5 separate regions of the Homo sapiens genome follow, and regions 2, 3, 4 and 5 are each linked to region 1. The links are chromatin loops, found by intact Hi-C in ENCODE. Cell type or tissue: heart left ventricle. All regions are shown on one strand.

Region 1 (5,000 bases):
AGCCTCCTCAGCCTCCAGCACAGCAAACCACAGGTATTCCAAAAATAAAATGATTGAAATGAACAGAGAAATTATCATAAGTTTCCTTAAATAGTAAACTGCCATAAAGTACATGCAAAATCAATTTCAGCGATAGATTTAAAGTATAATTCAATATTTTTCCAGGAGCATATTAACTATGTCAAGGTAGGTACATTTATATACTTTACATGGTTCTGATTTTTCCTCTCCTAGCACCTGCCACCCCCCTACTCCTACACCTAACCCCCGCAACACACACACTCACTCACACAACTAGGTGGTTATTATAGGAGCAGAAGCTCTGGGCCCATCCTAATGGAAGAAGGAATTCATGAAGCCAGAACCACCACCTACAGCCAGGGGTGTGTTCTGAGACATTCTCTTCTGCCCCCACAAGCAGCACTCCCACTTCACACCTGCCAACCTGTACCTATCTGGCCACCACCCAGAAGTCACAACCCACAAAAGCTGGCCCAGTAGAGATGCCAGGCCCCTAAAGCCCTCCAGTGTTCAGAGACCCCACTGGAGAACAGGCCCTGAAGGTCCAGGGGGTCTCTCTGCAAGGACAGATCAGGGCATCACTTACTGCAGCCACTCAGCAACCACTTCCAGTAGTTTCATTGCGATTTGTCAAGGCAAACATATCCACCTACCCTACCTTTGGTGGAGGCAAGAGGTTAGGCCAGCTGCAGGGGACAGACTCAGACTCAGCTCCATCCCCCAACACTGCCCAACGGCCAGTCCCAGGGCAGGTCTGGAGCTCTGGAATGCCCTCGTGCCTGCCATTCCAGTCTCTGCGACCAGCCCATGCCAGACCTTGTCCTCTTCCCACTCCAGTGTCCCTTATCAAGGTCTCTGCATAGATTTGGGCTGCCGAGGACAGCTTCTGGCAAACTCCTGCCAGGGGTCCTGGACCCTCCTGCTGCTGAATTCAGCCTTGCGCTTTAATGGATTTTCCAAATAGCGGGGACCACAGGCAGCTCAAAGACTTAAAACACAAACGCAAACCCGAGGGAGGGAGAGAGGAACAGAGGGAGGGAGAAACCAGATTTTAGGAGAAACTCGACTTCAGAGAGAGAGCAGGATTTCCCTATCACTATGTTCCCCATCTCCCCGGCAGACGCCAATAACCGGCCCTAAGATGCCCTTGATCTTTGCGCGCCCCCTGCATTCCCTCGCCCCGCGTCTAACGTCTCATCTGGGCAAAGAGGCGGGGGTTGAGAGATGAAACAAGCCCGAGGGAGGATGGTCCCCAAGACATTACCTGAGGCCGGAGTACCTGAGTACCTCCACTCCTGTCGGAGGAAGGGACCAGAAGACGGCCCAGGGATGGGGACCCGGGATGCGCGCCCGAGCAGGAGGTCCCGGCCCTGTCTTGAGTACCCCCGGCAGTGCGTCTCCGGTTGTCCCGCTGTCTCGGTCCCGCTCTGTCTAGCCCCCTCCCCTGGGCTGCGCCCTCCCCGTCCCCGGCCGGATGCTAGAGGAGTTTGCGCCGCCCAACGTGGGACCCCGGTTCGGCGTCCTCACTCCCCGCCCTGCCAGGGCTGGGATTCCCGCACCCGGATTTGTAGCTAAACTTTCCTGGGCACACACGGTCTCGGGGGTGCCGGGCCTCCCCCATCCCCTGCCCACCCGGAGCCGCGCGTCCCGGCTGCAGCGGGACGGTCGCTTCACCTGCTCGCGGCTTGGCCGAGGCTCCCGCGGCTTCCTCGCGCGTCCAGACCCAGGCGCCGCCCGGCGGGTCCCCGCGCAGCTGCCGCCACCGCGGCCACCACCGGTGCCGCCGCCGCGCCTGCCCCGAGCTGCAGAGCCGCGGTTCGCCGGCAGCCGCGGGAGGCGCAATCCCGGTGCCTTGGGTTCGGCCTGCGGCTCCTCGGCTGCCTGCAGCCGCCGCCCCGCCGCGTCCCGCTGCCCGGGGCCGGCACGCACCGGCGCTGGGGTCCGCTCCTCGCCTCGCTGCGCAGGGGATCCGCCGAGCCTCCAGGATGGGCGGGGATTCCCTCCCCCTGGTTGATTCGAGGGGCGGGAACTCCCTTCCCCGAGTGACAGGGACGGGGGGCGGGGATTCCCCTGCAGGAATAACAAGGTGGGCGGGGATTTCCCCGAGCGAGCCCCGCCGCGGGCAAGGCGTCTCTCTGGGTGAGCCAGGAGTCCTGGTGCGCCCGCTTCAGAAACCTGGGGATCGTGGGAGGAAGGCATCCAGGGAGATGGCTGCTCCGAATCTCCATACAGGCGGGGCTTAGGGCGCCATCTAGGTGGAACAGAGCGAGCTAGGGGACGTGAAGTTGCCTCTGCATAGCACTTTACACAGCAAAGAGAAAAATGTCAGTTACCTTATCAAAGAATGGGGCGGAGGGGCCACAGGAGATGGGGGAAGAGCTAACCACTCACCCCAAGCTACCCTTAGCCTCTGGTCCTTGGGATACCAAAGGTAATTTAGCACTGGTACGAGGATTTCGGGGAGAGGGGACCTCTTGGCACCTCAGAGCTGCTTAATCCCCCAGTTAAGCCCCTGGGGGGGAATCCCATGGCCCTGGGGTGGTGGTTTTGGTCCCATGAGCACTAGCCACGAGCTCCTGCCGAGTGGACTGTGAGAGCTAATGCCAGCCGCCCTTGGCTCCCGTCCAGGTCACTCGAGGAACCGAGCCTCAGGCTTTTGGGATCCTTCATTCCGGTGGATTTTCAGGAAGGCCTTCAAATATTTTTGGTTCTTTTTTTGTCATCCTTGTCATTCTGCCTACCAAAGGGAGAGGATGATAAGAACATAATAGGAAGACTGCACAGCTCTGCAAATTAAGCTCTCTTAAGAGGAAAAAGCTGGTCTTTTTCAAGTGCTGGCAGATAAGAGTAAAAACATATGAAAAATTGCAAAACCTGGGATAATGAATAGTTGAATAATGCTTTTGACATTTTCTACAGAACAGTAATTGGAAATCTTTGCTTTCGGGGGGATGGGGATGGGACAGGGCAGGCCCCAGCTGCAGTTCTGCCCAGCAAGGCAATAAACTCTGGCCTCTCCGAAAAGCAGGCAGACATAAATCACCTGCGCAGACCGGACAGCGCTGTCCCACCACACCAGAGACCAGAGTGGGCCCAAGGCATTTGGAGGTGGTATTGTCCTCAGGGGCTGGGGTGGAGAAGTTCTTGATTTCAGCTGTTCTTCAGCTTTTATAATTACCAGGCCATTGAGATCAATGCTTGCACAAATCCAAGCATCGTATATGACAAGCTGGGCACTCAGGCACTCAGAGCTTCTCTTCCTATGTGTAAATAGAGAAAACACCTACCATGCAGGATTGCTGGAACTAGCAGTAACACAGCTATTCAGCACAGCACTTAGGAGGTGCTCAATGAAATGGTAACCATTATCAATGAAAGGTATCATTGGGACACTACAAAAAAATCCTTCTAGAAGGATCAAACAGGGCTGGTGCTTTCTGTTTTTTCCACAATCCCAGGCCCATCTTCCACCACTCTGTCCCGTGTTTTCTCAGCCTCTGTACCCAGCACATACCTTGGGCCTACCTCCCTCAGCACCAATGAAAAGTTTGCTGAATCAATGAATATGCAAATAAATGTATCACTCAAACTGTAGTCACTGCTATTTCTTATCCACTCCATCCCCAACTCTTTCATTCCAGCCATGTACTCCTAATCTGTAAATTCTGTTTCCTCTGCCAGAGTGACATTCTCACTCTCCTGTGTCTGCTGAAATCCCAAGGAGGTAAATGTCATCTCTACTGGAAAGGCTTCTCTGATCATCAGAACAAACATCACGTTTCCTCTGCCTTGTTAATTGCTGCAATGGTAGCACTTTATGCAAATTGCTCATCTAACCCTTGTCAGGTGTATTATGTTGTAGGAATTATGGCGTTTTGTCTCACATATTTCTAGCTTGTGAGTTCTTGGAGGTAAGAGAACTTAAAGCTTATTGTTTGTGTTCCCAAAGCCTAGGGTGGCATGGTGTCCGACCCAATAGCCACTCAATAAATATTTGCTGAATTAAAATGAATTGTTAGGTATATACATGTATGTTATATGTGGCATATATTATGTATAAATACAATATATACAGATGTATTTTATAATCTGTCTCCTTCAGACATGGCCCTGCTGACCTGCTTTAAATACTTCGTTTCAATCACTTTTCAGCTGATATTTTCCAGATATTTTTGGCAAGTTCTTATCTGCTAATAATAGCTCAATTCACAGAGGTCAATCAAATGCATGGAAATTTTGTTTTGCCCTTGCAGTCTTGTCAATTTGGAAAGCTGACAACTGAGGGCATTTATTTTCCAATGTTTGAAGATCAAAATGTAAATCCTTTTTGCCCCCTTGTTAAACATTTAGTCACAGATTAGTATTTCTATCAAAGTTGCCATTTTAATTTAGTGCTCATAATATATGTGATGTGGAGGAGGAGGAGGCTGTATATAGAATATCTAAGACTTCAGAGCAAAGGAAGATTAAAATGATAAACAAAGAAAAAATGTGTGATCCCAAGCTATATCAGTGACAGAATGTAGCGTGGTTTAGGTGAGTCCAAGTAGATTCTCATGGATTGCAGTGCCATGTGGTTTACTTCTGAGCTTTCTCCCTCTATGAAGAAAAATCTACAGACCAGGCAGCTGAAACTAAAACTGGAGGTTTGCTTACCAACTCTTGAAAAGACTGCTTTCCATCTTTCCGCCTCAGCTGCTCTTCCAAGTAAATTTCAAGGGAGGAGAAGTAGCCTTAGTCAACAACTGGCTCAATTCCCTTTCTCCTCCCAGCCTCTGTGGGTTCATTTTATCTCCAAAACAGATTCTAGCTTCCTGTTTACCTAGCGAATTACCCTTTTTTCTTTCTTCCACAAATTCCTGGCCACTAACTCTTCCATTCATGACCTCACGCTAGAACGAGCCATCTCCTGGCCAAGAAAGGGGCTTAAAAAGAACAAATGAGGCCAAGTGCCCTGGCTCATGCCTGTAATCCCAGCA
Region 2 (5,000 bases), 99 kb before region 1:
GTGATCTGCCCGCCTCGGCCTCCCAAAGTGCTGGGATTACAGGCTTGAGCCACCGCACCCAGCCAACAGCAGAATTTTCAATGGAAATTTTACACATGTAGGATCAAGATCCTGAAGCATTTCTTTGAAGAATCGCAACAGGAGAAGAAACATGGCTTTACCAGTACAATCCTGAAGACAAAGCACAATCAAAGCAATGGCTACCGAGAGGTGGAAGTGGTCCAGCCAAAGCAAAAGCAGATGGGTCAAGAGAAAAGATGGGAACAGATTTTTGGGATGTTCCAGGCATTTGTTTGTTAACTTTCTGAAAGGCCAAAGAACAATAACATCTGCTTACTATGAGAGTATTTTGAGAAAGTTGGCCAAAGCTTTAGCACAAAACCACCCAGGAAAGCTTCACCAGAGTCCTTCATCACCACAATAATGCTCCTCTTCTTTCCTCTCATCAAAGAAGGGCAATTTTGTGAGAGTTTCAATGGAAAATCATTAGGCATCCACCCTACAGTTCTGATTTGGCTCCTTCTGACTTCTTGTTTCCTAATCTTAAAAATACCTTTAGAGGGCATCCATGTTTCTTCATTTGATAATACACTGAAAAGCTGTGACATGGTTAAATATCCAAGACCTTCAGCTCTTTAGGGAGGAATTAAATGGCTGGTATCATGGCTTACAATAGTGTCTTGAATTTGATGGAGTTCCTGTTGGGAAATAAAGTTTATCTTTTTTTTATTTTTATCTTTTAATCCCATTTTCTGCTAACTTTTTGAAGTCTCCTCATATCTTCCCTTCTTTTATCTTAAACATTTTATCATATAATTATCATTCTTCAAAGACTGACATTTTAATAACTATATAATACTACAACAAATGGATCAACATAATTTATTCTGCTAATTCTATTGTTGAGAATTTAGGTTATGGCCCATTTTTTTTTGCTACCATAAATGATGCTCTGATGAATAAAAAATTGTCTTTATTTCCTATTAGTTCTGCAGGATGTATTTAAAGACAACGAATCATGTGTTGACAGGGCATGCATTTTGAGACTCTTTGCACATATTGCACACATGCCTTCCAAAAAAGGCAGTAGCCACTTACATTAAAATTGTGCATATTTGGCCCGGTGTGGTGGCTCACGCCTGTAATCCCAGCACATTGGGAGGCCAAGGTGGGTGGATCACTTGAGGTCAGGAGTTCAAGACCAGCCTGGCCAACATGGTGAAACCCCATCACTACTAAAAATACAAAAATTAGTCAGGTATGGTGGCACACACCTGTAGTCCCAGCTACTCAGGAGGCTGAGGCAGGAGAATTGCTTCAACCCAGGAAGCGGAGGTTGCAGTGAGCGGAGATGGTGCCACTGCACTCCAGCCTGAGCGACAGAGCAAGACTGTGTCTGAAAAAAAAAAAAATCTATATATATTTAAAAATCCTGTATTTGCCCCTTAGTCTTCCTTAACTTCAGAAACAACCACTTTTCTAAAGAGATGGGGCTCCCTCTCCTTGTGTATCGCTAAACGATACTTAGGCAATAACTGCAGCTGTGTTCTTCCCAATGAAGCTTTTATTTCATTTCATTTCATTTCATTTATTTTTGACTAGAAATAAACATGCAACATTTTCTAAAAGAGGCAAAAATGCACTTGATTGTTTTCAAAGAGCCTCTGGTGAGTGGGCTGTTGTGAAGTCCCATGAAACGGATGAATCTATCCCCATCATATAAGTCAAGATGAACAGGCTTGAAGGAGAAGCATTCCATTTGAAATGGCAGCAATAGTTTGGCAATAGAATGGCCAAAATGCCCATTAGCTGTTTGTCAGGAATATTTTTAGAAAGTGCAGAACAAGGCTGTAAGAAGAACTGGCGCTATAGTGTCACCCTCTCCCCAGGAATCTGCCTGCAGCCTTCTGAAGCCAGCCTGGAACCAGCTGTGCTCTCTGCACCGACAAACCCAGCACCCACACAAGCCAGACAACCCTAAAAGCACAACCAAGCAACAATACACGGCTGGCCACCCAGAAGCCCCTCCAAGGATCATCAAGATTTCCACTCACTGCAGGTGAAGAATTTCCGTTATCAGACTGGGCAGTTGTGAGAAAGTCTGAGGTTAAAGCTGAGGACTCCATGTGTGGTGAGGTGCGCTATCATTTTCTCAGCTCTCTGGAACGAAACGATTCTGGGAAAAATTCCCATGATCTGAATACATTGTAGATTTCATATCTTGTGATCTCTCGAACATTCCAAAAATGTAATTTTCACTGCTACCCTTCAGGTCTGTTGTCTTCCATGGTGATTGAAGCTTGCACTTAGGCAGACCTGGGTGGCCCTGAGCAGGTTACTTCACATCTCTGAGCCTCAGTTTCCTCATCAGAAAAGTAGGGCTAGTAGCAATGTCTGTTTCATACGGTTCTTATGAGAATTAATGAAATAATCCACATAAGCACTGTGCAGGACACCTGCTCTATAAAGAGCCCGGAACAAGTGCTTATTTCATTCTAAGTAGTCATGATACAGTTTTAAAGCAGATTTATCCAGCTAGAAATTATTGGCACATTTTCCTTCTGGATACTACTGCTCTCCAGCCTCCCCACCAGAGGAAGGAGAAGAAAGGAGATGAAACCTCAAGAGGACATCTGCATTATTTTAGCCACTCCGATAAGCCACATACAGGAGGAGGAATTTGTAACAACAGCTAAAAGTGAAGTTATTGAATGACCTATGGCCATTCTGGTCCCCATTTAGCATCTCTTGAGGATATGTACATTAGTGTGAACGCTGTACAGTAGCAGGACTGGCCTCAGATCCTTTCCCTATAAGAAGTAGACTGCTCTGGCCGGGCGCGGTAGCTCACGCCTGTAATCCCAGCACTTTGGGAGGCCAAGGCGGGCGGATCACGAGGTCAGGAGATCAAGACCATCCTGGCTAACACGGTGAAACCCCATCTCTACTAAAAATACAACAAATTAGCTGGGCGTGGTGGTGGGCGCCTGTAGTCCCAGCTACTCAGGAGGCTGAGGCAGGAGAATGGCGTGAACCTGAGAGGCGGAGCTTGCAGTGAGCCGAGATGGCGCCACTGCACTCCAGCCTGGGAGACAGCGAGACTCCATCTCAAAAAAAAAAAAAAAAAAAAAAAAAGAAGTAGACTGCTCTGACATTCCATAAAATGGCTGCATCCACCCCAGTGCTAAGGTGTAAGTGGGCATATTAGGTCATTCTTGCATTGCTATAAAGAAATACTTGAGTCTGGGTAACTTATAAAGAAAAGAGGTTTAATTGGCTCATGATTCTGCAGGCTGTATAGGAAGCATAGTGCTGGCATCTGCTTCTGGGGAGGCCTCATGGTGGAAGGCGAAGTGGGAGCAAGCACGTCCCATGGTGAAAATGGGAGTAAGGGAAAGAGAATTGGGGGGAGGTGCCACACACATTTAAACCACCAGATCTCAGATCCTGTGTGAACTCCGAGTGAGAGCTCACTTATCACCAAGGAGATGGCCCAAGTCATTCATGATAGATCTGCCCCCATGATCCAAACACCTCCCAGCAGGCCCCACCTCCAACATTGGGGATTTGGGCTGGGACAAATATCCACACTATCAGTGGCCATACCTTCAGGTTAGGCAGCACCATAGATCTGAGGTCTAACCTTATTCTGCCACTGATTTGGCAAGCCACTTCCCCTCGCCAATAAAATAAGGCAATTAACCAGTGCTCATCTCTAAACTTTTCAGTATTATAAGAATATGTAGTTCCATCTGCATAAACAGTTTTAAGATCTAAAATATTTATTCCTGTAGATTTAGTGAAATGTTTTCTTTGTTCACATTAGCGTGGGCAAATGGGTCAAGAAGGTAGAATGATAAATTGAAACAAGATTATGGGCTGTTGGTAGACTTGTGGATTCAGTGCAGAAAACCTGCATCAAACTAGGTCAAGCCAACAGGTCCTTATTGAGTGGCTTTCACAGCCGAGCCTGTAACAGATCCTCATACACTGCCGTAGCACCCACGAGCCCTGTGCAGACTTCCAGGCAGAACGCGAGCAGTGACAGGAAGATAAGCCAAAAATAAGGAAGCCTATTGATTATTTTAATGATATTCTTTTTTATGTTTACTGACAAAGTTGCCTCAAGTCATCAAATATTTTATTGAAGAATATTTTCCACCCAGTGAATAGCTGAAAACTGCATAGCAAAACACAAGATACTGTTAGCATTACCTCCGTTTTAGATGATTTTTATTTACTGCATCCCTCTGCCCCCAGATAGGACCACCTTAACAGCTGTATTCTGAAAACTGTCACCTTAGAATTCCTTTGTGCTCTATATAATTTGGAGTTTTTTTTGTTTTGTTTTGTTTTTTAAGACAGATTCTCACTCTATCCCGCAGGCTGGAGTGCAGTGGTGCGATATTGGCTCACTGCAACCTCTGCCTTCCGGGTTCAAGCAATTCTCTTGCCTCAGCCTCCCGAGTAGCTGGGACTACAGGCGCATGCTACCGTGCCCAGCTAATTTTTGTATTTTTAGTAGAGACGGGGTTTCACCATGTTGGCCAGGATGATCTCGATCTCTTGACCTCGTGATCTGCCCGCCTTGGCCTCCCAATGTGCTGGGATTACAGGGGTGAGCCACTGAGCCCGGGTGCATATCAGGCTAATTTTTGTATTTTTAGTAGAGATGGGGTTTCGCCATGTTTGCCAAGCTGGTCTCGAACTCCTGACCTCAGGTGATCCACCCCACCTTGGCCTCCCAAAGTGCTGGGATTACAGGCATGAGCCACTGCACCCAGCCTGGAATATTTTAAAATACAGAGTTTACAAATGGGTCATGGAAGGTCATTATTGGGCTCTTCTTGGTTAGCTTTACCAGATGGTAAGCTCCCATCAAGCTACATACTCTCATCTCTTACACTTTTATCTTACAGATTTTAAAAAAGCATCGAGATCCAACTACCAGGAGAATAGGAGGCAGCAGTGACCCAGTGACAGCACGAAGTGCCCCCACC
Region 3 (5,000 bases), 86 kb before region 1:
CCATCAAGCTCATGCCTATTCTTGGCAAGGAATTTCTCACTTGGCTCTTCAGATAGCTTGGATATTTGTTCCTGCTGAAATCTCATATTAAAATGTAATCCCCAGCGCTGGAGGTGGGGCCTGGTGGGAGGTGTTTGGACGGTGGGGGTGGATCGCTCATGGCTTGGTGCTGTCTTCGTGATAGTGAGTGAGCTCTTCTTGCAAGATCTGGTCGTTTAAAATTGTGTGGCACCCCCACCCTTTCTCTCTCTCGCATGCTCCTGCCATGTGAAGTGCCTGCTTCCGCTTCACCTTCTGCCATGAGTAAAGGCCTCCCTGAGGCCCCCCAGAAGCTGAGCAGATGTTGGCACCATGCTTCCTGTAAAGCCTGCAGAACTACAAGGCAATTAAACCTCTTTTCTTTATAATTTACCCGGTCTTAGGTATTTCTTTATAGCAATGGGACAACGGCCTATTACAGCTCCTTACTATCTGAATGGTAGATAGCTTTCTGGGCCAAACTTGTGCTCTAGAACACAGTGGAGTGTACAGGTCAAAGCCTCAAATAGGATGGTCTTCCCCAGGTCTAAGCCCAGGCCGGCCCTGCCCACCCTCTGTCCTCCTGCAATCCTCCCAGATCTGCTGAGGGGTACAAAAACTTTGTCCAGGCAACTTTGATCTGGGTTTCTCATCTTCAAGTTGATCCTCCTCTTCCCAAATGAAACCTACGCGTGCTGGGTAATATACTTTTTTTTGGAGATGGAGTTTCGCTCTTGTCTCCCAGGCTGAAGTGCAATGGCACAATCTTGGCTTACTGCAACGTCCACCTCTTGGGTTCAAGTGATTCTCCTGCCTCAGCCTCCTGAGTAGCTGGGATTACAAGCATGCATCACCACACCCAGCTAATTTTTGTATTTTTAGGAGAGACAGGGTTTCACCATGATGGCCAGGCTGGTCTTGAACTCCTGACCTCAGGTGATCTGCCTGCCTTGGCCTCCCAAAGCGGTGGGATTATAGGCGTGAGCCACCGCGCCCGGCCCATGCTGGGTAATATACTACTACTGTACGCATAAAAAGGTGGCAACGGCATGTGCAAGCATCACTCCCTGGCCCTGGAAGTTAACTCAGAGCAGGCACTTCTCCTCACAATCTACAGATAAGGAAAGGCAGGCTCAGGACGGAGTGAGTTTCCCCAAGTTACACAGCCAAGGGGAGGCAGTAGGGCTCCAGAGCTGTGCTCCTGCCTTCTCGGTTCAGCACGCTTTCTACTCCATTATGCATCTGCAGGGAAGACCCAGGAGTATCCAAGACTGCCTATTTCATCATCTGTTACGCATGCGGCAGAGAGTGGAGACCCAGGCAGCTGGAGGAACGGCCCTGTGAGAAGAGATTGTATAGTCCTAGAAAAAGACCAACTGGAAGACCACGGCGTAGCAGAAGCCATTCCGGCAATGAGAGATTCAAACACCAAAGTGGATCTTTTTCAAGATCTAAATCCAAATCAAGATCACGGTCCAAGTCCCAGCCCAAGAAAGAAATGAAGGCTAAATCACGTTGCAGGCCTGCATCTCATACCAAAACTAGAGGCATCTCTAAAAACAGATTCCAAAGCACATTACAAGTCTGGCTCAAGATATGAAAAGGAATCAAGGAAAAAAGGACCACCTAGATCCAAATCTCAGTCAAGATCATAGTCTAGGTCTAGGTCAAAATCTAGATCAAGGTCTTGGACTAGTCCTAAGTCCAGTGGCCCCTGGTAGTATAAACCATGATCATTTTTAGACATGGATCATTCATTTACTCATAGTTTTATTTACTTAAATTATCAGGAATACAATGTTGCAATGATGCTTAAAAAACACTTGTTAGTTTTCCCTGTATCAGGCAATGGTTATAATTAAAACAATATGCTGTTGAGAAGCCACTCTTTTTTTTTTTTTTTTTTTTGAGATGGAGTTTTGCTCTCGTCCCCCAGGCTGGAGTGCAATGGCATGATCTTGGCTCACCACAACCTCCGCCTCTCGGGTTCAAGTGATTCTCCTGCCTCAGCCTCCCAAGTAGCTGGGATTACAGGCGTGTGCCACCACGCCTGGCTAATTTTTTTTTGTTGTATTTTTAGTAGAGATGGGGTTTCTCCATGTTGGTCAGGCTGGTCTCGAACTCTTGACCACAGGTGATCCATCCGCCTTAGCCCCCCAGAATGCTGGGATTACAGATGTGAGCCACCGTGCCTGGCTGAGAAGCCACTCTTAGGAGTCCAGTTTGTTTAATGTCATGGACAGCTACCAATTTGTGGTGTCTCTGTATATTTCTATAAAAATTCTCATGTTTTATGCTTGAAGTATTTGGTGAAAAGATGTTAGTTGACCATAATTTGCAACACTGTCTTATTAAAAATAAACTTTCATATTCATATTTGGTAGAACCGCTAACCTAGAAATGTAGCTTGCTAATAAGACAGAATGATACAAAAGTGAGGTGGTAGCCACAGTACAACACTGACTGGCCAGATGCATTTAGGTTCAGGGTGGACCTTTATGTCTTGTCAAGATGTCTAGGCCCATGATCATTATTTATGATGCAGCGTGGATTTGTTTTTTTGTTAACCCCACTGTCTTGGGGAATGATGCCAACTGGGTTACACAGTATTTTCAGGGAGTTTTTTTTTTTTTTTTTTTTTTTTGAGACGGAATTTCACTCTTGTTGCCCAGGCTGGAGTGCAATGGCACGATCTCGGCTCACTGCAAACTCCACCTCCCGGGTTCAAGCGATTCTCCTGCCTCAGTCTTCAGAGTAGCTGGGATTACAGGTATGCGCCACCATGGCCAGCCAATTTTTGTATTTTTAGTAGAGACGGGGTTTCTCCATGTTGGTCAGCTGGTCTCGAATTCCCAACCTCAGGTGATCCGCCCATCTCGGCCTCCCAAAGTGCTGGGATTACAGGCGTGAGCCACTGCGCCCGGCCTTTTAGGGAGATGGAGTCTTTGACTGAAACATGGAGACTTCATGACTTTTTTCTGGTTCCCATGAAGATTTGGAACATAGAAAACATCACAAAAGCTCACCTTAAAATTTGAGCAGGTTGATGATGGCCAAAAGGATTGTAAGGGGAAAATAATGTTCCTATGAAGTTACGCTAAAGTTTAAGGAGTATTGTTGACCATAATATTGCTTAGTTTTTTTACAGCTGTTAGAAGCAAGTAAATTGTTTCAAAGTAGGTTCTGTGTGTGTGTGTGCACTGTGTAAAAGAATTGAAATTTTGATGTTTACAGCACTTGGCCTGTGCATTTATATCAAAATTTCCTGCCTCTTCATGAGAGAGGCTTGCCTTTCACACCTCAGTTTATTCAAAAAGAGGCAAGTTGAGGGCTGGGCACGGTGGCTAACACCTGTAATCCCAGCACTTTGGGAGGTCGAGGTGGGCGGATCGCCTGAGATCAGGAGTTCGAGACCAGCCTGGCCAACATGGTGAAACCCCGTCTCTACTAAAAATACAAAAATTAGCCAGGCGTGGTGGTGGGCGCCTGTAATCCCAGCTGCTCGGGAGGCTGAGGCAGGAGAATCACTTGAACTGGGGAGGCGGAGGTTGCACTGAGCCAAGATCGCGCCATTGCACTCCAGCCTGGGTGACAAGAGCGAGACTTCGTCTCAAAAAATAATAAAAATAATAATAATAATAAAATAAGAGGCAAGTTGAAAGACAACACTCTCACTCTAGGTGATTCTGTGGTGCTATGAAATTTAAAATAATTTTGGAAAAAGGATCAGTCAGTTTTAAGCAAGAGTCACATCTTTTGAGTTTTTGGTTATCAGTGTAATACCTGACTAAAAATAAACAAGTAATACCTTTAACCATTGATAATTTCTAGTATTTCTCTGAAAGATTGTTTTGGGGACAAAAGTGACTTGACATGTCCAATCTCATTCCAGAAAAAAAAAACAAAACAAAAAACTAGCATCTTAAAAAATCTCAGATTGCTTGCTTACAGAAATAAGTAAGAATTATCATGGAGAAATGATTCTTTTTAAAGGATTATTTTTTTCAGTTTTGGTGTTAGTAATCTAGGCTTCGCCTGTAAAGAACAAAACAATGGTTTTTAAATACTGTTTGCGGAATGTGTTTAAAGGATTGACTCTAGAATCTTTGTATATTTGAGAGTATTTCTAACTTTCATTTCTTTACTGTTTTCAGTTAATGTTCATGTTCTGCTATGCAATCATTTATATGCACGTTTCTTTAGATTTTCCTGGATGTATAGTTTAAACAACAAAAAGTCTATTTAAAACTGTGGCAGTGGGCCAGGCACGGTGTCTCACGCCTGTAATCCCAGCACTTTGGGAGGTTGAGGAGGGTGGATCACCTGAGGTCAGGAGTTCACGACCAGCCTGGACAACATGGTGAAACCCATCCCTACTAAAAATACAAGAATTAGCCAGGTGTGGTGGTGGGCACCTGTAATCCCAGCTACTTGGGCAGCTGAGCAGGAGAATCGCTTGAGCCCGGGAGGCAGAGGTTGCAGTGAGCTGAGATTGCGCCACAGCATTCCAGCCTGGGCAACAGAATGAGATTCTGTCTCAAAAAAAAAACAACAAAAAAACAACCCACAAAAAACTGTAGCAGTAGTTTGCAGTTCTAGCAAAGAGGAAAGTTGTGGGGTTAAACTTTGTATTTTCTTTCTTGCAGAAGCTTCTAAAAAGGCATTTTTATATGTTCTTTTTAACAAATCTTGTGTACAACTTTTAAAACATCAATGTTTGGATCAAAACAAGACCCAGCTTATTTTCTGCTTGCTGTAAATTAAGAAAACATGCTGTAATAAAAACAAAATGAAGGGGAAAAACATAAAAGATAAGAAGAAATCAGCTGTACAGAGTGGAGAGGGTGGGAGGGTTCCAGGGGAGGGGGCAGGCTGTCCGTCCAGGCAGTGGGAGAGCTCCTGAGCCAGGAACCCAAGGGCGTGCTTGAGGAATGGCTTGAAGGTTAGTGTGGCCAGCCAGCCAAGGTGAGAGGGAGGAGCAG
Region 4 (5,000 bases), 57 kb after region 1:
AAATCAGAATTTTGAATTATAGCATTAATGTTCAGTTTAACACATGTAAAATTTTATTTAATCATATGAGTTATTACCACAAAGAAGACATGATTTGGCAAAGCCATTTTGCACTTTGTGATATGCTTTGTAAAACTGGAGTTTTTAAATTGTGGTAATTAATTCATGAAGGGTTAAGGATTTTATTTCTGCTTTCTGAGGTTTATTAATATTTAAAGCCTGGATATGTATTTGAAGCATAAAGAACTTTATCAAATTAAAGAGTGGCAAATCATTCCCCTTTGAAGAAAAATATTACAATTTGCATTCAAATTCCTTCCTTATCTTTTTTAAAGAGGAAAGGCAGCATTAATTTTAGGTCTCATTATATTTACCATCCAAGAGTTTGCAAATGGAAATTATATCGAAATGATAAATGTAATTCTGTTTATGCTTTTCCTGGATTAAACATATATGCACATACACATATATATATTTTTTATTTCTTTGAGATGGAGTCTCGCTCTGGTGCCCAGGCTGGAGTGCAGTGGCGCGATCTTGGCTCACTGCAACCTCCACCTCCTGGGTTCAAGCAATTCTTGTGCCTCAGCCTCCTGAGAAGCTGGGATTACAGGCACCGTGCCTGGCTAATTTTTGTATTTTTAGTAGAGACGGGGCTTCTCCACATTGGCCAGGCTGGCCTTGAACTCCTGACTTCAGGTGGTCTGCCTGCCTCAGCCTCCCAAAGTGCTGGGATTTCAGGTGTGAGCCATCACACCTGGCCACACACCCATATTTAAATGTTAAGAAATCAGCAGCAGTTATTTTACCCATCTGCAGTCTGAGTCTGATGATACGACAGCCTTCTCTCCCTCCCCTTTCCCTTTCCCTTCCTTTCCTTTCCTTTCCTTTCCTTCCTCCTTTCCTTTTTCCTTTTTCCTTTCTCCTCTCCTCTCTTTTCCTCCTATTTATTCCCAATATTGGCTTGGTACTGGGAATATAAAAAAGGATAAAGTATTACCCTTTATCTACAGAAATTATAATCTGGTGCCACTGTACACACTGTACACAACTAAATATAAAACAATTTGAACACAGCGAGAACTGATTCCTATGAAGGAATCAGAATTTACAAGATATCTGGAGACAGAGTACATTGCGTTGGGGCTCAGAACGTACCACACCAAATATGACTGTAAGAGACCAGAATATGCCACCCCAAAATATGCCTCCTTGGCATGTTGCTTATTTTGAGCTGGTTATTTTGAGAAAGTGCAGACACAGGAGTATTTCTGAAAAGTTACCCTTTAAAAAAAAAATTTACATCTTTAAAGGCAGTCTCCATTTGTAACAGTGTCTCTCTCTGCACCAGGGAAAAAGGAAGAGTAAATCAGTAGAGACTCATAACCAATGGAGAAGGCTTACATTTAAATCTGCACAAAAAACCTTACCTTCGTTTTATGGTGTTTTCCAGACCTTTCCCCAAACCCTTCTTTCTTTTTTTCCCGGAATGATGATATTTAAGCTTGAAGTTTAAATGCTTCTTTTGAGATCCACTCTAAATATTGACACATTTCTCAGAGTTTCCTCCCAAATATACATGAGGCATATACGGTAATAAACTGTTTGTTTTTCTCATGTTAATCTCTCTTTTGTTAGAGGTAGTCCCAATTAAGACCTATTAAGGGTAGAGAGAAAATTATTTTTCCATCCCTGCAACTGGGAAGAAGTCTCTGAAGCGGACACTTTTTCACTTTGGCTTGGAGGGCGTGACAGGCAACAGGAGAGGGCTTAATGCAGAGGGGCACAAAGTACCCCAGGGCACAGGTAGGTACTGTGCAAGCCCCTGCATCCAGGGAGGTGGGTGACTTCTGGTCCACTGTGGACCTGACCACACTCTCCCCCAAGATCACTCACAGACACTGGGAGGAGAGTAGGAAGCCTAGGGGTGTTGGGTTAGAACTGGAAACACCTGGGTCGGGGGCAGGGCGGACTGCACGTAATCATGTAATGAGGAATGGCTGTTCATTTCTAGCATAAAAGAGAATGCATTGCAAGCACATTTAAAGAAATGAGTGCTCTATGAATAGTGCTAAATTAAAAATTCTTGGACAAAAGGATGTTCTTCAAGTTCCAGATTATTCAGAAACAAATTTATATGTGCAAACTGGACATGAGCTATTCTTTCATTCAACTGTTATTTATCGGGTGCAGGCTATGGGATGCTGTCAGCATTCAAGGCACTGGGAACCAAAAAAGTTCTTACCCTTGTGTCATATTCTAGTGACACCTATTCAGTTTTAGTTCATCTTTCTAGATTAAAAACACACACACACACACACAACAATTGTCAGAAACCAACTTAAAGATTTGTCAAGACTAATTTAAGTGACTGACCAACAATAGTCAAAAAACTTAGATGCATATGTAATGGGATGTTTTTTAACATTCTTCTTATTAAAAGAAAATTGCATCATTGCCTTTATAGTAATATGTTAAGATCATAAAACTGAAAAGCGCTCCTTTGATAAATCTGGTAGTCTAGGGCCACCTGGTGTCCAAACTATTTAATTACGTTATTTAGCAAAGAAAAAAGAATACTTTTTTTTTTTCTGGTATGATTCCACTTATGGGATGTCCAGACAGGCAAATCCATAGAAACAGAAAGCAGGACAGTGCTTTACTCTTTTAAACTTGAAATTCCCTAATTAAAAGAAGATATTCCCACAATTAAAGATTAGAACTTAAAATATATTAGCCAGGTGTGGTGGCATGCACCTGTTAAGGAACAAAGATTCTGTATTAGTTTCCTATTGCTGCTGTAAAAAATTATCACTAACTTGGTGGTTTAATGCAATACAAGTTTATTACTTTACAATTCTAGGGTCATATGTTCATAATGGGTCTCTAAAATCAAGGTGTCAGCAGGGCTCTGTTCCTTCTAAAGGCCGTAGAGGAGGATCCATGTCTTTCCCCTTTCTACCATCTAGAGGCTGCCTGAATTCTTTGGCGGGCAGTCCCCTACTGTCTTCAGAGCCAGTGATGACTGCTGAGTCTTTTCCATGATGCACCCCCTCTGACGCTACCTCTGGGCCCACCTGGATGATCCAGGCTACTCTCCCCATCTCAAAGTCAGTGGATTTTTTTTCTTTTAACAGAGATGGGGGTCTTGCTGTGTTGCCAGGTTGGTCTCAAACTCCTGAGCTCAAGCAATCCTCCCTCCTTGGCCTCCCAGAGTGCTGGGATTATAGGCATAAGCCACTGCACCTGGTCGTCAGTGGATTTCTTAGTTGCATCTGCAAACTTAATTCTCCCTTGCCCTATAACATAACCTATTCACAGGTTTTGGAGATTTGGATGAGGCCCTCTTTGGGGAAAAGACATTTTTTGCCTATCATAGAGTCCATTAGTTTTTTCTGGAGGCAAATATGCTACTTTTTAAGTTTCAGTTAAATGGGAAAGACATTAAACTGTTTCTCTGTCCCTATTTGTAACTTGGAATCGATGAACAGGAAGAGAAACATTGCTTCTGCCAATGCCTGTAAAATTAACCAAGGGTTTAAAAATCCCCACAGTGAATTTTTATTTATGCTTTCTTTACTAATCTTAGCTAGAAAAACCCAAACTAAATATTAAAAAATGTTGATCTTAAATTAATTCAAGTTGACAAAGACAGGTGTAAGCCCAAATACTGCTTGATAGTACACGAAACATACAAGTAGAAGGTTTTGTTTGTTTGTTTGTTTGTTTACTGGGCAAAATGGTTTTATCTGCAAACTAGTTAGAATGAAGCTCACAAAAATGGAAAAATAGGGACCTCTGAAGGGGATAAAGAAGGAGAAAAGAGGAAGATAACGGGGGTCTGTTTTTTACCTGTACCTCTTCATCACAGTAGCAGGTGAACACCCTGCATATATTGGTCATTGGCCAGCAAGAGCAAGAGTGACCCTCCATACCCAGGAGATTTGAATGGGTTGCTCCTGAAGTGGCCTTCAGAGTGAGGATGATAAACACTGTCCTTCTCTTTTCTGTGAATGTAGGCAGTGTATGCCCATCTAACTTCAATGGAAAATCAGCCAGAAAAAGCGCTTGGATTTTCAATAGTGCTGCCCTGCCTTTTCTGGAATGTCATATATAAGGGGCTATGGTAAGGGGACATCAGTATTATCTAGGTAGAATGAGAAAAAAGAGAATTGAATTATTCAAAGTAATTGAATCATTTTAGAATATTCAACTATTAATAATAATTGAGTATTCAATTATTTCTGTTATAAAAATGCTTTAGCAACTGTTAATAGTGCTGATAGTAGTAAAGAGAGTCTTTCCAGGACCTATGTAAGGCTTTTCTCCAGTTTGAGGAAGCCTTCATGAAAACATTACCTCCAAGAACCTCCTTAAAGTTATGTATTAATTAAAATTTAATAATTTTAATTAATAAATTTAGTAATTAACAATAAGTATAACAATAATTATTTAAAATAATTTAATTAAATATTTAATAATTAAAATTATTAAAGTATTTTAATAAATAGCAGTCATTAAATTGCTAGCTTAAGTCTTGGCAGTATGTGTTATATAGTTTTCATTGTAGAGGTTTTACATGTCTTTTGTTAAAGTTTTTCCTAAGTATTTCGTAAATTTTAATGCTTTTAAAAATGGTAATGCCGGCTGGGCGTGGTGGCTTACACCTGTAATCCCAGCACTTTTGGGAGGCTGAAGCGGGTGGATCACAAGCTCAGGAGATCGAGACCATCCTGGCTAACACGGTGAAACCCCATCTCTACTAAAAAATACAAAAAAATTAGCCAGGCGTGGTGGTGGGCGCCTGTAGTCCCAGCTACTCCGGAGGTTGAGGCAGGAGAATGGCGTGAACCCGGGAGGCGGAGCTTGCAGTGAGCCGAGATCGAGCCATTGCACTCCAGCCTGGGCGACATAACGAAACTCCGTCTCAAAAAAAAAAAAAAAAAAAAAAAAAAAAAAAGGTAATGCCTACCTGGCCCTTTGGAAAATTAAAAAAAGAA
Region 5 (5,000 bases), 170 kb before region 1:
TCCAAAAGTGCTGAGATTACAGGCATGAGCCACCCTGCCTGGCTAGAGCTTGAAAATTTAAGGCTATCCACTCCCCTCGACCCCATAATAGTTCAGGCCTCCTTTCAGGAATATTTGTGAAGATACATTTGTGATCCCAAGGTCAAAATTTCTTAATAAATCCCAGCCCCATTTAAACTGATCAACCTTATAGTCCAGCCTAAGGGCTGGGGAGACATGCACTTCAGCTATGGAACTAGCCCAGCCTTCCTCCCCAAAAGGACATGGCTAAATTTAAGTCAAAGAGACATTGCAAATGATAGAATCATCTTTCCTTTGGTGAACAAAGAGCCCTGAGGGATGAGTCAGCTATTACACCATCACTGCAGCCCTGGCATCCAAGTTTCTGTGACTCAAAGATAAGAGATCCATACAATTCAACATTGTTGCTCCATATAATTCAACATTGTTATTCCAAGTTATCAAAAAAGCCACTAGTAAGGCCAGGTCTGTAACACCAGCACTTTGGGAGGCCGAGGTGGGTGGATCACTTGAGGTCAAGAGTTCGAGACCAGCCTGGCCAACATGGTGAAGCCCTGTCTTTACTTAAAATACAAAAAATTAGCCGGGCATGGTGTGCACCTGTAGTCCCAGCTGCTTCAGAGCTGGAGGCAGAAGAATTGCTTGAAGCCGGGAGGCGGAGGTTGCATTGAGCCAACCAAGATCGTGCCATTGTGCTCTGTCCAGCCTAGGCGACAGCGAGACTCTGTCTCAAAAAAATAAAAAATGAAAAGGCCACTAGTATCAGAGCTTCAGAACATTTTAAACAAACTCTCATCCTCAAAATCTTTGGAGAAAGATCACATCTCAAAGAAGAATCCCATGAAGAAATCTATATAACTGTTTACAAGCTTTGTTTCATTTTACATTGTACAAGAGTTATATATTTGGGTCCTTAAATAGCAGATATTGTTGTCCTCCAGCAAGAGGTCACCTTTTGATATTGGTGCCCTCCAACACCAGAAGATGCAAGTGCAAGTCTGTTCATTTCTGTACTTGGCAAACCCAGGTGGAATGGGAGTGAAGTTCATAGGAACGGCTCACCTACTCATTGCAGTTGGTTACCTGCCTCTGCTTCCACAGTAACTAAGAAAGGGCCAAGGGCCAAAACAGGTGCCAAAGCCTGAAGTTCAAAAATCTCTGGAGGCGGCTGGTCGTGGTGGCTCAAGCCTGTAATCCCAGCACTTTGGGAGGCCAAGGTGGGCGGATCACAAGGTCAGGAGATCCAGACCATCCTGGGTAACACAGTGAAACCCCGTCTCTACTAAAAAATATACAAAAATTTAGTGAGGCGTGGTGGTGGGCACCTGTAGTCCCAGCTACTCGGGAGGCTGAGGCAGGAGAATTGCATGAACCCGGGAGGCGGAGGTTGCAGTGAGCGGAGATCGCGCCACTGCACTCCAGCCTGGGCGACAGAGTAAGACTCCGTCTCAAAAAAAAAAAAAAAAATCTCTGGAGAAGAAAAGAAAAAGTCATTTTGAGGGCATATGGTGCTCAAAACGAGAGAATAAAAATGTTCATAACGTATTTAGTACCCGGACAGAAAAGATAAAGTAGAAGTCAGGATTGCTGAAAATGGCCCAGGGGTGCCTATAGATAGACGGGTATGAAGTTGGACCAGTAACACTATAACCACACTAAGATGCTTTTATCTTTCTTCTCTGTATGGTTTACAATTACCATTACAATTCCCGAAAGTAGTGCTAAGAGTTTAAAAGCGAGTGTCTTATGTAGGTATTTGGGTTTTCCATCTTCCATGGCTCAAGTTAATCACCCAGGGGCTGTGCTGCCCCCATTCAGAAAGGTTGTGACCAGGGTACCAGAGGAGGAGCAGGTCACTGGGATAAAATTAAAGAGCATCTCTGGATCTGGCTCTGAAACCTCAATCCTCTTTAAATGATGGAAAGTCGCTCTTTTTATGGAATCTCTTCCCTCATAAAAACAAGTGGACCCTGAAAAGCAGCTGTGCATGTGGCTTTCAACAATGATCTGTGGGCTGCGACGGAGGGTGTGGCCAAGTTTGCCAGTTTTCTGAAAGAACTCACCCCACTGGCCATTGTAGTGTTGGAAATTGTCTTGCTGCTCACGCTTTCCTTAAAAGGCTTCTGATTCCAGAACAGAGTTAGAGAAACTGGGGACGAATAACTCCCCTCTGTCATCCATCACGAAGAGCTGAGCACAGGCGGATTTCTCAGATCAGCTCCTCATTCATTAGTGCGACTCCTGAGGGCCGAGGCTGTGTGTGTGAAGGGACTCGAATGGGGCACCTCCCAGGGCCACAGGAAAAAACACCAGTCACAGACAGGAGAGGATAGCTCAGATGTTGCCATTCAAGAGAGAGCTCTGAAGGCTGAAAACATCAGCCAAACAGCACGGCGGTGAAACACACACAGCCTGTGAATAATAAACTGGACTGGGGCTCCCAGCACTTTCTCTCACTGTGCTGGATTTCAACCACAAGATGGCAGGCGACGGCCCTCAGATCCTCACAGCTTGTCAGATGGCACTCCCAAGAGGTGAGGAAAGCAAGCTCCCACTGTCCTCTCCAATGGCCATCGCCACACTCTTAGGAGGCAGCTATAAGCTACACTCTTGTTGAGATGGAAGGTTCTAGATGTAACTATCCATTTTCAGAACAGGTAAAAACATAGATTTTCTATGTTTTTATGTAAATAATAAACTGTTAAAAAACCATCCTAATTTCATTAGTTATTTTTATTATTTTTTTTTTTTTGAGATGGAGTCTTGCTCTGTTGCCCAGGCTGGAGTGCAGTGGTGTGATCTCGGCTCACTGCAACCTCCGCCTCCCAGTTCAAGCGATTCTCCTGCCTCAGCCTCCTGAGTAGCAGGAACTACAGGTGTGTGTGCCACCATGCCCAGCTAATTTTTTGTATTTCTAGTAGAGATGGGGTTTCACTATGTTGGCCAGGCTGGTCTCAAACTCCTGACCTCAAGTGATCCACCCGCCTCAGCCTCCCCAAGTGCTGGCATTACAGGCATGAGCCACTATGCCCAGCCTCATTAGTTGTTATTTATGATGTTAAAGAAAACATTCTAGAATTTGAGTCAGAGTGCATGAATTCTAGGCGTCACTCTTCTCTAAGATGATACTTGACCCCAGGAAACCACCTCCTGAAGCCTCAGTTTCCACCTTGGTAGAGTGAGAAAACAGGACTTGGATGAACCCTGGGATACCTTCCAGAAACCAAGTCCTGGAGTGAAACAGCACGTGGAGACAGCAGTCTGAAAGGAATGAAGCGGGTCACGAACAAACAGTCCGTAATGCTTCACTTACACTTCATCCTTGGGGAATGGGCTGTTCCACATGGCAGGTTTTCCACATAATTGAATTTTAAATGCTGAAACTTGTTTTCGTTTTAACCGGTAAGGGAAATCTTTCTAAAGTGTATTACATGCTTCTCTGGCTTTTTAAACAGCAAGCTGAGTATAATTTCACCTTTCCTTAATGTCTCTAAGTCATGGTGATGACGACCTCTTACTATATATCCAGTCCTGCACAGAGCGTCAGGCACCTTTGAGCATATTCAGGTAGGCAGGACCCTTATGCTAAATGGCCCCAGAGACTACAGTATCAAGCTACAATTGGCAATTCTTTCTCTCTACCATCTCCTACCTACATCACTACCTGCAGTCATTTTTCCAAGTAACACCTTCTAGCAGCCTCTTGACACTGTTTAAAATCTGCTATAATGCAGACAGAACTCAAGGTTGCCATGGGTAACCAGAGCCTAAGCTTGCAACAACCCTAAATTTAATTTTACATGCAAGTTCAAGGCAGCGGGTACTGTGCTGAAGGTGACTTCTGACCAGGGCTGACATTCCACTGGTCCTCACAGCATGTCATACTTCCGTACCAATTGGCCTGTCGCCCTGAGCCCCCCAGCCCCCTCCTGCCAGCCCAGCATCCTGGCCCCTCTTCTAGGACCACACAGACTTCTCACACTCCCGGAACTCAAAGGTGCTGTCAGGCCCTGCAGGCTCCGGGACCCGGTTCTTGCATCCGCCAGCATCCCTTCCAAATGGGGGTCCCCATGCCACGCCACTCGCTCAATATTGGAATGGACCCCAGTGTCTGGACCAAAGATTATTCTTTGTCTTCCCTGTGGAGTGAACAGGCAGAGTTTGAGGCTCTTCTCTCTCCCTCAAACTCAAAGGGCTTTTCTCAGATGCATGCTGTGCTCTGGGTCCACGTTGCCTGAGGCTGACTGGGTGGGGTGTTACAAGTTACCTCTGGCTGAACAGCTACCATGTGCCAGATGCTGTATTCAGTACATTAGGTAAATCATCTGTCATCCACTCAACAACCCCTTTAGGGAAGTAGCAGCAACAGCCTGTGGCTGAGGTCACCTGCCCCCATCACACACCCACTAAGTAGGTCCAAAAGCCTGACACACCTCTCTCCGAGGCCCGCATTCTTTGCACTGTGCTCTGCTCACGTTTATTACTGTACAAAGATGGCCGGGTGCAGTGGCTCATGCCTGTAATCCCAGCACTTTGGGAGGCTGAGATGGGTGGATCACCTGAGGTCAGAGGTTCAAGACCAGTCTGGCCAACATGGTGAAACCCCGTCTCTACTAAAAATACAAAAAATTAGCCAGGCATAATGGCAGGCACTTGTAATCCCAGCTACTCAAGAGGCTGAGGCAGCAGAATCACTTAAACCCGGGAGGTGGAGGTTGCAGTGAGTCGAGATCGCGCCGTTGCACTCCAGCCTGGGCAACAAGAGTGAAACTCCGTCTTAAAAAAAAAAAAAAAAAAAACAAAGACGCCCAAAGTTTACATTCTGCAAAAATGCGTTTTAAGCGAAAAGACTTTTACTTTTCAGAAAAGACATTTGTTTCTGTTTTGGTGTGTGGGTTTTGTTTTAATTAATTCCATATTTTGCGACCAATTTGGAACAATCTGTCCTTAGGGAACAGATCTGGTTTACTTATAGAAAG

The links. Peaks named below come from ENCODE experiments on the same cell type or tissue, not always from the same donor. Only the 100,000 strongest peaks of a DNase experiment are listed, where the experiment ranks them.
Region 2: a loop joins it to region 1, with 2.0 times the contacts of the local background. A loop is called at or near these places in 9 of 110 quality-filtered maps.
Region 3: a loop joins it to region 1, with 1.9 times the contacts of the local background. A loop is called at or near these places in 8 of 110 quality-filtered maps.
Region 4: it touches region 1 in a loop (7-fold over the local background); 11 of 110 quality-filtered maps call a loop at or near these places.
Region 5: it touches region 1 in a loop (13-fold over the local background); 37 of 110 quality-filtered maps call a loop at or near these places.

The regions. Positions count from the first base shown.
Region 1 is chr5:31,636,133-31,641,132 of GRCh38, reverse strand. PDZD2 (PDZ domain containing 2) reads right to left here and starts at 2,002. Exons shown (of 25, transcript NM_178140.4): 1 at 1,696-2,002. RefSeq lists a silencer at 1,699-2,048. In heart left ventricle, CTCF peaks have their summits at 2,054 and 2,253; DNase peaks (open chromatin) are centred at 1,217, 1,362, 2,082, 2,612 and 1 weaker place; H3K4me3 peaks cover 2,626 bases; H3K27ac peaks cover 4,367 bases.
Region 2 is chr5:31,735,303-31,740,302 of GRCh38, reverse strand. All of the region lies in intron 1 of PDZD2 (PDZ domain containing 2), which reads right to left. Among named protein-coding and RNA genes, the nearest start is that of PDZD2, 99 kb to the right of the region's middle. In heart left ventricle, no CTCF peak of the experiment used is centred here; no DNase peak of the experiment used is centred here; H3K27ac peaks cover 1,092 bases.
Region 3 is chr5:31,722,265-31,727,264 of GRCh38, reverse strand. All of the region lies in intron 1 of PDZD2 (PDZ domain containing 2), which reads right to left. Among named protein-coding and RNA genes, the nearest start is that of PDZD2, 86 kb to the right of the region's middle. In heart left ventricle, no CTCF peak of the experiment used is centred here; no DNase peak of the experiment used is centred here; H3K27ac peaks cover 219 bases.
Region 4 is chr5:31,579,210-31,584,209 of GRCh38, reverse strand. No RefSeq gene overlaps it. Among named protein-coding and RNA genes, the nearest start is that of C5orf22, 49 kb to the right of the region's middle. In heart left ventricle, a CTCF peak has its summit at 2,537 (motif pointing left); no DNase peak of the experiment used is centred here.
Region 5 is chr5:31,806,752-31,811,751 of GRCh38, reverse strand. All of the region lies in intron 2 of PDZD2 (PDZ domain containing 2), which reads right to left. Among named protein-coding and RNA genes, the nearest start is that of MIR4279, 130 kb to the left of the region's middle. In heart left ventricle, a CTCF peak has its summit at 2,499 (motif pointing right); a DNase peak (open chromatin) is centred at 2,511.